Regions from separate parts of the Homo sapiens genome. Here region 2 is linked to region 1. The links are chromatin loops, found by intact Hi-C in ENCODE. Cell type or tissue: psoas muscle. All regions are shown on one strand.

Evidence for each region. Hi-C counts contacts between places; a loop is a spot of excess contacts. Peaks named below come from ENCODE experiments on the same cell type or tissue, not always from the same donor. Only the 100,000 strongest peaks of a DNase experiment are listed, where the experiment ranks them.
Region 2: a loop joins it to region 1, with 2.2 times the contacts of the local background. A loop is called at or near these places in 16 of 110 quality-filtered maps.

The regions. Positions count from the first base shown.
Region 1 is chr12:123,720,309-123,728,308 of GRCh38, forward strand. ATP6V0A2 (ATPase H+ transporting V0 subunit a2) reads left to right here. Exons shown (of 20, transcript NM_012463.4): 3 at 2,043-2,140; 4 at 4,346-4,483; 5 at 5,889-5,977; 6 at 7,475-7,601. It overlaps LOC105370042 (a long non-coding RNA gene), which reads right to left and starts at 2,782. Exons shown (of 3, transcript XR_945477.4): 1 at 2,702-2,782. It also overlaps the pseudogene RPL27P12. RefSeq lists a silencer at 1,329-1,509. In psoas muscle, no CTCF peak of the experiment used is centred here; no DNase peak of the experiment used is centred here.
Region 2 is chr12:123,961,768-123,969,767 of GRCh38, forward strand. The region is part of intron 1 of CCDC92 (coiled-coil domain containing 92); the gene reads right to left. Among named protein-coding and RNA genes, the nearest start is that of CCDC92, 7.1 kb to the right of the region's middle. RefSeq lists an enhancer at 7,016-7,517. In psoas muscle, no CTCF peak of the experiment used is centred here; no DNase peak of the experiment used is centred here.

The sequences.
Region 1 (8,000 bases):
ATAGATGGTGTATTCAGAATAAGGTTTTTAAAGGCAGGGCAAATGTGATAACACATTAGGTATATCCAGGACTTCCTGTAGCTTAAACTGTTTCAAAAGAATGCAGGGCTGGGCACGATGGCTCACGCCTATAATTCCAGCACTTTGGGAGGCCAAGGTGGGAGGATCACTTGAGTCCAGGAGTTTGAGAGCAGTCTGGGCAACATACTGAGACCCTGTCTCCACAAAAAATAAAATTAGCCAGGCATGGTGACATGTGCCTGTAGTCTTAGCTACTCAGGAGGCTGAGGTGGGAGAATTGCTTGAGCCCAGGAGTTTGAGGTTATTGTGGGCCAGGATGACACACCACTGTACTCCAGCCTGGGCAGCAGGGTATGACCCCATAAGAATGCAGACTTAAAACAGTGAAAAAGGACCTCTCAAGGAAATTTAGGTGTACGCCAGGCATGGTGGTGCACATACCTATAGTCTCAGTTACTCTGAAGGTAGAGGCAGGAGGCTTTCTTGAGCCCAGGAGTTCAAGGCTAGCGTGGGCAACATAGTGAGACCCCTGTCTCTTAAAAAAAAAAAGAATAAATTGAAGTATAAATTGGTTAAAACAATTTGCGTTCATTTCTAGAAACCTCTTAGACCCAGTGCTTCCTTTGCTATCTTGGTAAGACAGTTTCTTTTCTTTTTCTTTTTGTTTTTCCTCCTTACTTCTTTACCTGCCTCTCTCCCTCTGTAAACCAGTTAGTAACACTTCTAAATATTAGGCCTGATAATGACTAACAGATATTGTGACTTTTAGCCTAAGGAAAGGGATGCTTCATGGAATCGAAAACATAAACCAAATAAAGTAGTTAGTTTTGGCTGGTGTACTATTAGTTTCATGAATCTAGGTGTTTTGTTTTGTTTTGTTTTGTTTTGTTTTAATGACTGAAACAAAAAACATCTAAAACCACAGCTTCTGGAAGAACCACTTGTTCTTGCCAGTCTTGTTCCACTCTTTGAACTTGATCTTGGCCTCCCACTGGGCCTTGCATTTAAGAGCAGGGTCTCTGAAAACCTGGTGGTTTTGTCTAAGGGGATGGTCACAGGGTACTCTGTGGGCATGAGGTCATTATAGTTATAAACCTTCACAAAAGACTTGACCTTTGACCTCTTGGCAATCTTCTTGCCCATGGCAGCTGTCACTGTGGGAATAATGGTCTTTTTTAGCCACCAGAGGGTGGCTGCAGGTGTGGTCTGAGGTGCCATCATCAGTTTTCTTCATGAGGATTGGCTTTGTGTCCAGAGTAGTGTCCGGCCACGACTGGCACCATTTTCCCAGGTTTCATGAACTTGCCCATTTCTAGGGCTGCCCTGACACTTGCCCCCCAGGCTGCCGAGGGCAGCAATTGCAAGACCCAGCCAGGCTTCTGAATCTAGTTTTTAACTTCAGTGGTGAAACAGTGCAGGTTGTCCTCAGCCACAGCCTCAGGGCTGACTGGGAGCTGCAAGAGAGCCTGGCTCTTGGTGCTGGGTGGGTTTCCTGGTAGTGGTTGTGATTTTCTTGTTGGACTGATGGATGCCCTTTTCTTTCTGAGGGCATCTGCGAGAAATCATGTTGCCAGCTCCCATAGGGGCTATTGTAGGTCTATCACTTGGGTAATTCCTGCACTTCCAAGTGCGCCCCTAACCTCTGCTTCATTCTGCCCCTGTAGATGGCTGCGACTCAAAAGTTCTTTCACTAGAATATTAGAAATGAAAAAAATGGGTGGAATTTCAGAAAAGGTTTATCCAGGTTGTTGTTCATTCTATTTATTTATTTTTTAAGTCACTAAGAAATAGAAGAGGTTGTTGTTTATTTTGTCACTGCATGCAGATCTCTCTAGGCAGCATTATTTTTGGAAACAAGGTTGCAAAAAGTGACCAGTAAGTCAGTTGGGACAAGCAAGATTTTTGTGCATTTAGACATTGATTTTTAGATGGCTTGGGAAACATTGGGCTTTAAAATGTTTCTGACTGAAATGTATTATAGTACATTTTAGTATCTAATTGTTTAACTTTTATTTTCACAGTGTATTTGGTACAGGAAATTAATAGAGCTGATATTCCCCTTCCTGAAGGAGAGGCCAGCCCTCCTGCGCCACCCCTGAAACAGGTTCTAGAAATGCAGGTAACTTGCTTCTGACGAAGCTGGTTGCAGCCATTGATCTTGGGGGCTGCTTACTTACTTATTTCATGTTGTCTAATGCTTTTCTGCCTTTCTTCTCAAAACTATGGAAGATGGTGATCTCTCTAGGCAGAGAGATTAAAGACCGCTATTATGATTAACCCTCAGTAATAGATTATCTGTGTTAAATTTTAACAGTAATTCAGTTTTCTTTTACAGTGTAAGGCATATGCTTCCTTTCCAGGTGGTGGTGAACAGAGGCAACAAGAATCAGGCCATCAAGCCTGATTGATGGATCAGAACAGTTCATGATCCTGTACTGTTTCAGAAAGCTCATCCCAGGGTCACCCATGCCTTAGCTGCCTCTTCTTGTGCAAGGAATTGAGGCTTCGGTGTTGTGCCTTCACAGTCCTCCCACATTTACCCTGGCCCTTCCCCTCTAAATTTTGGAAGCTGGTATGCAGTCCATGGGTTGTCTCGGGTGGGCAGCAAGCAGCGTTCTGTCACCCTGAGTTCCCTGGCTGGTGTGCTGGGGATACATGTGTCCCCGGTGAGAACACTCACCTGTGCTGCTTATTAGCATCCTCGGTGAATTCGTTCCTCACCCTGTGAAGTAGGCTGGAGCTCTTGATAACTCTTCTAAAACAATTATCGTTGTGTAACTGAAGCCATTCAGTTGCGGGCTCCTCTGTTTGTTTATTCGGGAGGAAGTCTTTCATTACTTGGTGCAGGAGACTCCAGAGAGAACTCTCCAACCAGATGAGTAACAGCAGTCATCTGGATTGGCCTGTTCGATGGGTCGCTTGTGATGTAATTACAAACATAGTGATGACTGTGTACAGTGCTTGTAAGGCAAAGCAGAAGTAATGAATATAGTATATTAAGTGATTTGTTTGAATACAAGTTTTCATTGACTCAATGATTTGCCTTACGGATTTTTGCTTCTGTTATTTTAATACTTAAGTATTTTTAAGGATGTTTAGTATGTAACTAATTATTAAAGATTCTCATGAATTTTTTTTTTTTTTTGAGACAGAGTCTTGCTCTGTCGCCCAGGCTAGAGTGCATGTAGTGGTGCGATCTCGGCTCACTGCAGCCTGTGCCTCCCGGGTTCAAGCAATTCTCCTGCCTCAGCCTCCCAAGTAGCTGGGATTATAGGCACGTGCCACCATGCCTGGCTAATTTTTGTATTTTTAGTAGAGATGGGGTTTTACCATCTTGGCCAGGCTGGTCTCGAACTCCTGACCTCGTGATCCACCCACCTTGGCTTCCCAAAGTGCTGGGATTACAGGCGTGAGCCACCACGCCTGGCCAATTGTCATGAATTTTTATCCTCAATTAATTGTGTAAATGTGAGTGCATAGTAACTCATATGCTAGAGACTAGGAAAATAAGTTAGAAAAGATTATCTAAATATATTCTGTGTTGCAAAAAAAGGAAATGTAGACTTAAAGAGGAAGAGTCTTTGATGTGTGATATGAATAAGCAGACAAAGGAAATCCGAGAAATGACAGCACCTGTGGTTAGAGACGAGGGCCAGTCTTGGGGGTCTCACGCTCATCACAGCCTTCGGAATGTTTTAGCTAATATGTGGTGTGAACTTCACAGAAATTACCTGAATTAATATGAAACAATAAATGAGCCTATTTATTTATTTACTTTGAGAAGGAGTCTTGCTCTGTCACCCAAGCTGGAGTGCAGTGACACGATCTTGGCTCACTGCAACCTCCATCTCCTGGGTTCACGTGATTCTTCTGCCTCAGCCTCCTGAGTAGCTGGGATTACAGGCACATGCCACCATGCCCAGCTAATTTTTTTGTATTCTTAGTAGAGACAGGGAGGCCGAGGCGGGTGGATTACCTGAGGTCAAGAGTTCAAGACCAGCCTGGCCAACATGGTGAAACCTCGTCTCTACTAACAATACAAAAAAAAATTAGCTGGGCGTGGTGATGCGCACCTGTAGTCCCAGCTACTCGGGGAGGCTGAGGCAAGAGAATCGCTTGAACCCAGGAGGTGGAGGTTGCAGTGAGCCGAGATCATGCCACTGCACTCCAGCCTGGGCGACAGAGGGAGACTCCATCTCAAAAAAAAAAAAAAGAAAAAAACAAAACAAAAAAACCCACTGTTTTTGGTATACTGCATGAAGATTATTGGAATTACACTTGGAACTAATTACTACCCTCTTAAGTAACCATTGTTTTGTTTTAGGAGCAGTTGCAGAAGCTCGAGGTTGAACTGAGAGAAGTCACTAAGAACAAGGAGAAACTGAGGAAAAACTTGCTGGAACTGATAGAGTACACTCACATGCTGAGAGTGACAAAGACCTTTGTGAAACGCAATGTTGAGGTACTGAACAGCTCGTGAGGAAATACAGCTGTTTTTATAAACAGCTTTTTATAAAAATCTCATTCCCATAGGCTGTGTATTTTGCTATTAGTTCATATAGATATGTTGCTTCTTTTAAGAGATTAAATTTATTTATTTATTTAATTTTATATTTTGTTTTTGAGACGGAATTTTGCTCTTGTTGCCCAGGCTAGAGTGCAGTGGCACAATCTCGGCTCACTGCACCCTCCGCCTTCCGGGTTCAAGAGATTGTCCTGCCTCAGCCTCTCGAATAGCTGGGATTACAGGCGCCCGCCACCACGCCTGTAATTTTTTGTATTTTTAGTAGAGATGGGGTTTCACCATGTTGGCCAGGCTGGTATCAAACTCCAGACCCAGTTGATCCACCTTCCTCGGCCTTCCAAAGTGCTGGGATTACAGGAGTGAGCTACCGCGCCCAGATTTAAGAGATTAAATTTAAACCTTGGTTTTATTTTTCAGTTGGATTATATGACTTTAAATAAAGTTTTAAGAGCCATTTCCTGTGTTGGTTGTTTTCAGCAATTACAATACTAAATATTTATAAGATGGTTTAGTTTGTGGTTGAAAAAAATTTTTATGAGCATGAGAAAAAAATTGAATGAAGGATGTTGAACTCTAAAATTTACTTTTTCCAAATTGCTAAGTAAAGGAAGTAAAAGAATAATCTATAATTTCTAAGACTAGGTCAGACACAGTGGCTTACACCTGTAATCCCAGCACTTTGGGAGGCCAAAGCTGGAGGATGGCTTGAGCCCAGGAGTTCAAGACCAGCCTGAACATAGTGAGAATTAATATGAGACCTTGTCTATACAAAAAATAAAAAATTAGCTGAGCGTGGTGGTGCATACTTGTAGTCCCAGCTACCAAGGAGGCTGAGGTGAGAGGATCATTTGAGCCCAGAAGTTTGAGGCTGCAGTGAGCTATGATTGCGCCACTGCACTCCAGCCTGGGCGACAGAGTGAGACCCTGTACCCTGTATCTAAAAAAAAAAAAAAAGAAAAAAAATTATAAGAATAAAGAATAGTCCATGTAGTAGCACCTTATGGAGCTAAGTATAGAAGAGACAAGTGCATCTGTTCCAAACTTAGTTTCACTTGATATGATAGTGACCTTTGATAAAGTTACTCTATCTTGGATGAAGGCAATGAACTAAATTATAACTGTCTTTTATGTAAATGTCTTCAATTGGCTTACAAATAAAGGATGGGGAAGTTATCTTTTCATTTATGAGGATTGAGTTATAAATCTAAGTTACCTCAGAAGTCTTTGCACCCAGATCTAAGTAGTTAGTTAGGATGCCCTATAAACTTGTTTGAAAATTTGACATGAGAAATAAAGTGTCACTTTTAATGAGACACACTTGGTTTCATATGTTTATTTCTAGTTTGAACCCACTTATGAAGAATTCCCTTCCTTAGAGAGTGATTCTTTGTTGGATTACAGCTGTATGCAGAGGCTGGGAGCAAAACTGGGGTAGGTGACAAGGCCTGGGGTGTCAGGCTTCATACTGCCCTTCTTGTAAAAGGCAGATGAGCTCCATAGAAGGGATGAATGGAGACCATTTTAAAGCCTAGGGTTGAATGAAACATAGTGAATATTTGTTTAAGAAACACTGTATTCCTGTACTTGTTGAGCTGAATTACTCAGCTGTATTGACTTTTTTACTCAACACAATGGAAATTTCTTTTGGTATAATGAGCTAGAAAGAAACAACATTTACGTGATTCAGTGTTACTTCTATAAGCCTAAAACAATTGGTCATTCAGGCATCAAATCCTGTCTAGTAGAAACTTGGTGGCTAAACCGAGTTGGTTAGTTTTTTTATTAATCATATTTTAAAGATCTCCTGCTGCTGTTTATTCTTGCTGCCTACTGAAACTAGTGGTAATTTGTTTCCTCGTGCGATTTGTGATTTTTAAAATTATTATGAACTCATATTTCACAGTTCCTGATCTGAAGGAATTCAGTGATATTTAGTTTGAGGATGTTTTCCTCCAGAGAGAATTTGTTTTGACATTTGTCAGGTACCTGGGAGTGCTCTGTCAACCTGGAATCATTTATATTTTTCTCAGCATTGAGATTTTTTTGTTGATTTGTTTTTTGACTGTGCCAGGAATGTGAATTTAAGCCTCAAACCTGAGTGAATTTTAACCTGTGGTTATAAATTCTTAGGGAAGACTTCTCCCTCCATCTAGAACCAAAATAGAAATAAACAAGTTTACATGCAGGCTCCAGGCTCCTTTGCAAGGTAGATTTTTTTTCTGGTCCATCCCTTCACTGAGGGTGTAGCTCTTTGTGCATGGAGCAGTCCCAGCTGGAGAGGTGAGTCAGTTGTATCTGCTCACCTTATCTAGACCCAGTGCCTGGCTCCTGCATCCCATGCTGGCCTTAAACTCAAGTTCTTAAGATACGGGGTTCAGTGTAATAATCAGGACAGCTGTGAGGTCCTGTTTTCCCTTTGGATTCCAAGAATTTCTCTCTTTTTTTTTTTTTTGAGGCAGAGTCTTGTTCTGTCGCCCAGGCTAGAGTGCAGTGGCCCTCTAGCAACCTCCGCCTCCCAGGTTCAAGCGATTCTCCTGCCTCAGCCTCCCGAGTAGCTGGGATTATGGGTGCCTGCCACCACGCCTGGCTAATTTTTGTATTTTTAGTAGAGACAGGGTTTCAGCATCTTGGACAGGCTGGTTTTGAACTCCTGACCTTGTGATCCACCCGCCTCGGCCTCCCAAAGTGCTGGGATTACAGGCATGAGCCACTGTGCCCAGCCAAGAATTTCTCTTTATTACAAGCTCATCTCTACCTTTAAAAAGAAGTTTCAAAAATATTCTGACCAGCACCTGAGATGTTTTGCAGTTGGAGGGCTCTCAGGATGTCTTCACCACTTGGTAGAAATGAAGTCTTCATCATTCTTAATGTAGTTTGATAACATTTATTGCTTTCAGTTGACTACAGGTTGACTTTACTGTCTCACAGATTTGTGTCTGGCCTAATTAACCAAGGAAAAGTGGAAGCATTTGAAAAAATGTTGTGGAGAGTCTGCAAAGGGTACACCATCGTGTCCTATGCAGAACTGGATGAATCCCTTGAAGACCCTGAAACAGTGAGTAAATGTCACCATCACCTTTTAGCAATGACGGACTAACAGCAGAGTTGGAGATATGGTAGAAAGAATGTTTTTCTCCTGAACCATTTGATAATAAGTTGTTAACCTGATGCCTTATCTCTTCAACCACGTGTAGTGTGTATAGTTCCTGAAATCAGGGACATTGTCTTATATTGCCATCACATGACCATCAGTCAGGAAATGAATGTAGATACATTACTATGTCCTGAGCCTTGAATCTCATTCAGGTTTCACCAGTTGTCCTAGTATGGTCAAAGCAAAGAATGTAATTTAGCATTGCGTGTTGGATTTAGTTGTCATGTCTCTCTCTTTTTTTAAACTTTCTTTTTTTCTTAAGGAGATGGGGTCTTGCTGTGTTGCCCAGGCTGGTCTCAA
Region 2 (8,000 bases), 240 kb after region 1:
TACGTACTTGATCAACACTCTAAGGAGCAGATATTCTTATCCTCAGTTCACACGTTGGCAAATAAGCTTGGAGGGTTAAATGACTTCCTTAAAGTCACACCTAGTAAGTGGCAGAGGTGGGGTCATCCCAAACCAGTCTGACTCCAAAGCCTATGCTCTCAACTAGATAATATACTGTCCCTAAAAGAAGACGAAATGCTGCAGCCCTCTAAAATATAAAAGTGCATATCCCGCACAGCCTGAACACCGTTTGGCCAATATTCCATTTGCTAAACATTCTCTTTTGCCCTTTTCTTTCCCCGTATTTTAAGCTGTAAGCTTCTCAGGTCTACTCTTTCGTGCCAGATGCTAATATAATTCCAGTGCTTATTCTTGATGCTGCTGCTTGTGGAAAAAAAAAATCAGAATAAGAGAAAATGCTTCCTCTCTCCTAAAGCTGCAGAAAAACAGATACTATTCTGGGTTAAAAAGCTAGTTCTCTTAAAGAGCTACAAGCTTACTCTGCTATTCTGTGTGGAAACATGTAAAAATGTACAATTGTGTTTTTATTACCAAACAAGTATTTTAAGACACCTGGGCTTTATAGATTGTTGCTGAATCCTTTAAAATACAGCTTTGAACTTCTAAATGTTTGCTTTTTAAATTGGTTGCCTTATTTACTAATTTATTAATAATACAATTTCATGTGATATCTTTTTTGAAGACAAACACTTTTAAGGTGTTCTGGTTAGCTGGATAAGGGGCTTGGGGTTCCTCTCTTGATACAGAAGACTAAAACAAATGCAGATACTGACAAATTCTTTATTCAAATGTAGTTTGAGTTTTTGCCTGCTTAAGTCAACAATTGATGCTGCGATTCAGAAGGCGGAACAGGATGGGGAGTAGAGAGAGGAAGGTGGCGACTCTGTGTGAGACATAACATAATCTGGCAGTGGCAACAGTAATCTTCATGTGGGTCTTACAGAGGAGCTGGCCTGCTTCTGCAGTCTGACTCTCACCTGCTGAGAACACCATCTACACGGTGTTTTTTTTTTCCCTCAGAGAATCTACAGTCATTGTTTTATGGCTGATGCAAGATATAGGTTTTTTTTTAAAAAATCTAAAGAACAGATGGAATTAGCGTGTAAGTTTTCTGATATGAGGCAAACTGTAAGCAGTCGGAATTAATGAAAGAACACGGGGTTCTCATTCTCCTGATGAATCTTGAGTTTGATCAAGTTGGAGCAGTGGTTCTCAGCTGGGACAGCTGTGCCCCCAGGGGGCATCTGGCGATGTCTGGAGATGCTTTGGGCTGTCATGAGCGTGTGGGTGGGTGCCACCAGCATCTAGTGGGCAGGGCCAGGGGTGCTGCTAAACAGACCATAACGCACAGGACAGCCCCACAACAAGGGCAATCTGGCCCCAAAGGTCAAGAGAGTTTTGGCTGAGAAACCCCCAGGGTTAGGGTCAATCTAATTTAAGGCAGGCCTTTTCTCCTCTTTGGACTTGAGGTTTATCCTGCTCTCTCTGGGTTTCTGGGATGGCTAGTAAACGCAGCGTATGGCACTTTTGGGAGGGCAAACTCTCACCACATGCAGCATCCCTCCCGTACCAGACAGCTGCTAACTCTGGAGAAAAAGGCAACCAGCAGGTGAGGGGACAATAGGAGCCTATCTGAGTGAGTTTCTTCCTTGTATCTTACACGCTCAGCGAGGCAGGAGTGCAGAAAGGGACTACTTAACCTGTTTAGCTAAAATGACTGGAACACTGGATCAGCATTTCCTTGCTTTCTTTTGCTTGGAAGAAAAAGGATTGCAAATAAACTCCAAATTGCCTAAGAATGTAGTAATTTTCTTCCTGTTTCTTGATAATGTGAGATTTTGCTTTTCTTCTATGAACGCTAAAGTGACCTGAGAAGTGAAGAGGGTGAGTGCAAGATAAATCTGGAATGCAATAGGGACTCCAGTGTTATGGTTATAAAGCTGCGTATTTCCACAGAAATTAAGTGGACACATTGCAGCTGAGCTAGGTGTGCAGTTTCCACAGGAGTACTCTATCTAATGCAGGCAGGAAATCTCCAGGAAACTTTGATGTTTAAAGGCTTTAATATTTCTTCAATGCAAAGAGCTTTGTTTTTAAGGACTTCACTAAATACGTAAACTTTACAAGAATTTTAGACTCCCAATAAATTTATGAAATCATGTCAAAACTCCTAATATTTTATATATACTAGCACTTTAAGAAAGCTTTCCAGGCGGGAGAAATGAAAGTACAGGTTCCATGGTCACCAGGAAACCCTGTTTACAAGAGCCATAATTTGAACTTTGTAATTTGCAGAAATATACTACAGAAATTGAAGTAATTAGTGCTGCGCTGGTAAATCTTAAAATGGTTTTCTACTTGGAAAAGGTCTCTCCCAAAATAAAAACAATTGCTCAGGTTATAAAAGCAGTTTAAAAATAAAGTTTAAACGTAACAGGTACAAACTGAAAAGTTATTTATCTTTTTTTTAAAAAAAGTGTCTGTATTAACAACAAGGAGGCTATTCCAATATAACACAGAAGACTACATAAATTATTCAAGTTCTTAGTACTTTTAAAGAAAATCCTTTCATATCTATTTTTGTGAATTTGGGGGTATAAGAGAAGGTTATGTCTTCTATATGGGGGGGTGATATAAATTATTACAGTTCATTCTTTCCATAAAGGAAGCATCTTTAAGCAGCTTTGAGCCAGACACTGTGGAGGACACTCAGAACACACCAACAAATAGAAGAGATAAAAATTCTGCCTTTGTGGAGCTAATATTTGGGAGTGGGGGTGGGGCACACAATTCATACAAAAAGTAGAATTTTTTCACAAAGGCTAAATTAAATGGAACTTCCTAAATTCTTGACACTTGCCTTACAGAACAGCTCAATGACTACCTACCACCATGATTTCAGAGTAGGTGAATCTAAACCTGAGTATACAAATTACAGGGAGCTGTAATTTAAGAAACTAGTATCTTTATAAATTGCTTTTTAAAAATTCCAGACAATATTATGACAACCAAGAGTCACTCTACTTCCATTAGCTGAATAATGTTTCAAGATATCACATTTCTGCCAATTTTAAATAACAATTGCATTATTTTTTAATGTAAATTTTGTTTTCTAAAGTTCCTAATTCCCTTTGTACCAGCAGAATAGTGAGGCAATTAGTTAATAATTTATATTTACCTAAAAACTGATAAAGAAATTAAAATTCAAATGGAAAAAACATCTCGTCACCTGACAATCCCCACGGATGAGCTGCTGGGTCTTTTTTTGAATACTGGGTCTTTTTTTTAAATACTTGTTCTTAAAGCTCAAATTATGATGGTAAAATCAATTGACGTATTAGGACACCTGATATGTTTGATAACATTTGAAAACTACAATTTTAAATCGCTAAATATATTGCCAGTTAAATATACTGTTTGGAATGACGTGTGTGCTTGTACGTGTGCATCGAGATATAGTGAGGTCTATCAATAAACACTTGTGTATAACTGAGGAGACAAGACTAACCACTCACAGAAAAGCAAATTGATCTTTGGGATGCAATCTCTTCTCAATAAAGAGGAATCTTGATTCATCTTGACCTCTGTATATTCTGTCCAGAAGTCAAAGTTTATCGCTCTCACTGGAGTATGAAGTCCTGCTTTTCTTTCTCACTTTTTCCTGTCTTGACTATGGACAATTGTGAAAACAGTGAGGGCTGCACGCTCTTGGAGGAGCTTACATTTCTCACGGCCCTCATGTAACCCATGTTGGGCTGTTTTGGAAATATACTTCCTTTGGTGAATAACACGGTCAAGGTTATCTATGGTCAGTCATCTTTCTCAGACTGAACAGTCCCTTATGGTGGCTCTTTCCCACACTGTCCCTGTCCTAGATCAGGCCCCACATCGTAGAAGGGACTCTAAAGACTGTCAGGGTTTCAGAGAGCCTCTTGGTAGCTCCAAAGTGCCTTCATCTTGCTCCAGTGTCCCATGGCCTGGTACACACCAACAAGAAGGGATGCCAGGGAAAATCATATGTGGGTGGCATGCTCCAAATTTACCAGTGTAGCTCATCAGCACTGTGTGAGTTGTTTGACCCGTCCATTCATGTTGTGGGAAGTAGCCATAAAGACAACGAGAGCAGCTTATCTACGGATGGGGCTGTAGGGTGGGAGGCAGGCATTTATAAGCATATTCACATTAGTTTTATTCAAATGAGAAAAAATGGGTTTTCATGTGAATGCTTTAGTAATTTCACTGGGTATAGAAGATGCATGCAAAGGCTAACACAATGACTGTCAAAAAGACTTCTGAAATATTTTATTTCCAGATTTGGTACATTAAGTGTGTCTATTTGTAACAGGAGTCCATCATTTCCAGATTGGATTGTAAATAAAGCTGTAAAGCCCTACACATTCATCAATGCCTTCACTGTCTTGTCCACAATCAGAAGAGGTGGTAAAATGTCCAAATGGAACTCTGAAAAATAACCTAGCCAGGAATTTTCAGAAACTGGACTGAAGTGGCTGGATTCCCTACCTATAAATGTAACCATGAGAGTTGTGACAAACAAAAATCTGGGATCTTCACCTAAAAAACTGAGTAGGCTTCAGAGGCTTCTGGTTACATCCCCAATGGTAGGACATTCCATGTGAGAGGAAGCTGTGTTCTTTTGAGAAATAGCTAAGTCTTGCACACTGATGGAAAGCACTGATGAGGGTGTCAGTGCATCTCATTCCCAGGTTCACTCTGCAGTTCAGCAGTCCAAACATCACTTCAACCTTCCTTCAAGGGACTCTAAAGTTCTGCTTGCTACTAACCTGCCGAGGATTCCCAGTTTCTTCAGTAGGAACATGCTGGCCCCAACGACTTCACACCTTCTAACTAAACTCAGTTTTCCTCTAAACACAGGAATGGCTAATTTGCTGCTTTCCACTTAAATTTCAGACTCAAGATGGTCACTGCACAGGCAGGTCCCGCTGGCATCCTGAGACTACTTGGAAAGGCACTCTGCTCTAACCACAGCCTGCTAATGAGTAACATTCAGTGCAGTGTTCTAGAATTAGCCAGTCGTCATCCAAAGCTCTGAGTTCCATCCTGCAAAAAGGGATGAGACACAAGAACCTCCAAATAGACAGCTGTCAACCTATCTCCAAGGTCTCAAGTCTAGCTTTGTTTCTACTTGGATATTTATTTTGTCTCTCCCCTAAAAACCTGCCTTTGCCCTCAAACAATATGGTTTGGCTTTGTTCACCTCTGAACTGGGTCCTGATACCACAGTCTTACTGTACTAATAAACTTGTCAAAAACTGACTTGACCGCTTTATTGATGGAAAGCAATTCCTCACTTGAAATCACATTGCAGAGGCTGAGGAGGATTACACATCCTTCCTCCCCCGAGAGCAATAGGGCATGTCAATGAGCAAGTACCTTAATGCCAGAAAGCTGCTGCTCTATTCTACTAGAACGTTCTGGTCTTGTCATAGGGACTCAACCAGAAGATAAAGATGACTCAGTATCAGATACTGACCTTCCTTGAAAATGACAGGCCAAACCTAATAACTTCTGCTATGTTCTTATCTATGGGAACACAAAACTGAGCGAAAAACTCCAACCTTTCTCCATCTTTCTTATCAATGTGCAAGATTTGGCTATTTTTAAAAAGTGTATCTGCTCTCCCACGCTACTAGCCACCGAGGCAGAAACACTAGCAGTGCCTTTCATCTGGGTTGATGTGTGTGACAGCCGAAGAGAAAGGAGTTACAAAAAGCCTCCTTCAATGTTTAAGGTATGGCACGAGCCTAACCTCTTACGTTCACTTATCATTAGAAAAATATGGAGAGCCTAAGATAATTATGCTATGTATGACAGAGATGGAACTTTCTCTTGGGAACCCAGTGTTTTTACGTGTCCTCTGCATTATATCGAAGATGATCTTTTCAGAGTATGATGCCACGGATTTCTAGGTAAAATGTGCAACTTTAAGAAAGACAGTATTGTAATAATATTGAGAATGACAATTTACATGTAGTGTTTAATGCTTAAACAATGTTACCTAAGAACATGGGCTTTAATGACTTCTCATAAACTCTCTTACCTGCATAGTAAATGAGAAGGGCACAGGATGCATTTAGAAATGGACTGGGGAGGAAATCTGAAGAGCAAAGGATAATGGATTTTATGCAGACCTAAATTTAGTATCTTAAGTGTTGCCAAAGAGGCAACAAAAAGAAAATTTGTAGAAGCAGAGTATTATGTGCCTCATATTCCATTTATTAAAAGTTTTCTTCTGTCGTTTTTTTCCCCTTTTTATAAGCAGCTTACTCAGGCTTGCTCTATTTGGTGCTAACCAATGGAAGTTCACTGCTCAGTCTTGAGAATTCAGCTAGAATAAAGAATTTCAGAAACAAGGAGAAAACTTACTCCTTCACAGAAGAGTAGACACTTCTTGCTTCGTAGTAAAGTTCTTTCTGATAAAGCAGTAAATTGGGAATAATCATGAAAGTATTGATCTCGGTCGGCTCTCCAGTGTGGAAATTTGCATGTAAACTGTTTTCTGATTAACAAAGAAGTCTTTAAAGATGTTTGTGTGATCCCTTCAGAAGTCATGGTTAAAGCTTTAAAGTGCAACCTTTAACCTTGAAAATGCTGCTTTCTAACTTGCCTTATTTGCTAATTTGTTGTCCTGGTAATAATATTTAAGTAGTATCTGTGATTTTTTTTCCTGAAAAAATAAACACTTTTAAAGTTTTATTTCTTGGTTGGCCAGAAAAACTTGATATTCGTCTCTTTTCCCTTCATGCATACAGCATAAATAAATGGTATATTCCTTGTTCAAAGTTTGAGGAGTCTTAGTCACTTATCACACCCAAAGTCAGCTAATGGGTAAGAGACACAAAAGCATGACACAAACTCATCTGCTACAGAATGAGAGAGAGTAACTATTTTAAAAGACATTTAAAAAGTGAAAAGCATGAGACAAACTCATCTGCTAGAGAACAAGACAGAGTAACTATTTTAAAAGACGTTTAAAAAGTTAAAAGCATGAAACAAACTCATCTGCTAGAGAACGAGAGAGTAACTACTTTAAAAGACATTTAAAAAGTTAAGTCCATGCAAACATTAATTCAGAATTGTTTTTTCCTCTTCTTCCTAAAATGGAGAGGTCAGATCTTGGTTTAACTCAATCGGCCTCATTACTGACTTGCTGCACTTCAATCCTTGTGTATTGGGCACTCTGGTGTTCACAGGCAACTCTGCTCTGCTTCTTAGCCACAGACTGGAGTCCCCACCTCATTGACCCACTTAATACATGTATTAGATTGACACTCAGTAGCCGAATCTTTATTATAATAGATAAATCCTTATTCCCATTGCTGATAAAACCATCATTCTCAAGATTGGTTTCATACAAATAGGGCACATGTCTTTCTTCTTCAAACACAAAGCTCCAATTCCCCTAAGCTTTTCGGCTTGCTGTAATTCTACTTCTTGGCTTTGTTTTACCTTCAGCTGCCAGCATATTTTAAAAACCATGCAGACATACTGAAAAAACATCCAATGCAACTTAATGTAGGTGGATATGACTGGACTTTTTGCTGTGAAACTTGAGTCATGTTTGAGTAATGAAATAAACAAACTAAAATGCGGAGCAAGCACAAGAATCATCTCTTATATCATCTCTTATTCAGTTTTTTTTTTTTTTTTTTTTTTTTTTGAGACGGAGTCTCCATCTGTTGCCAGGCTGGAGTGCAGTGGCGTGATCTGGGCTCACTGCAACCTCTGCCTCCTGGGTTCAAGCGATTCTCCTGCCTCAGCCTCCCGAGTAGCTGGGACTACTGCGCCACCACGACCAGCTAATTTTTGTATTTTTAGTAGAGATGGGGTTTCACCATGTTGCTCAGGATGGTCTTGATCTCTTGACCTCGTGATCTGCCCGCCTCGGCCTCAGGAGTGAGCCACTGCCCCCGGCCTTATTCAGTATCTTTTAAAACATG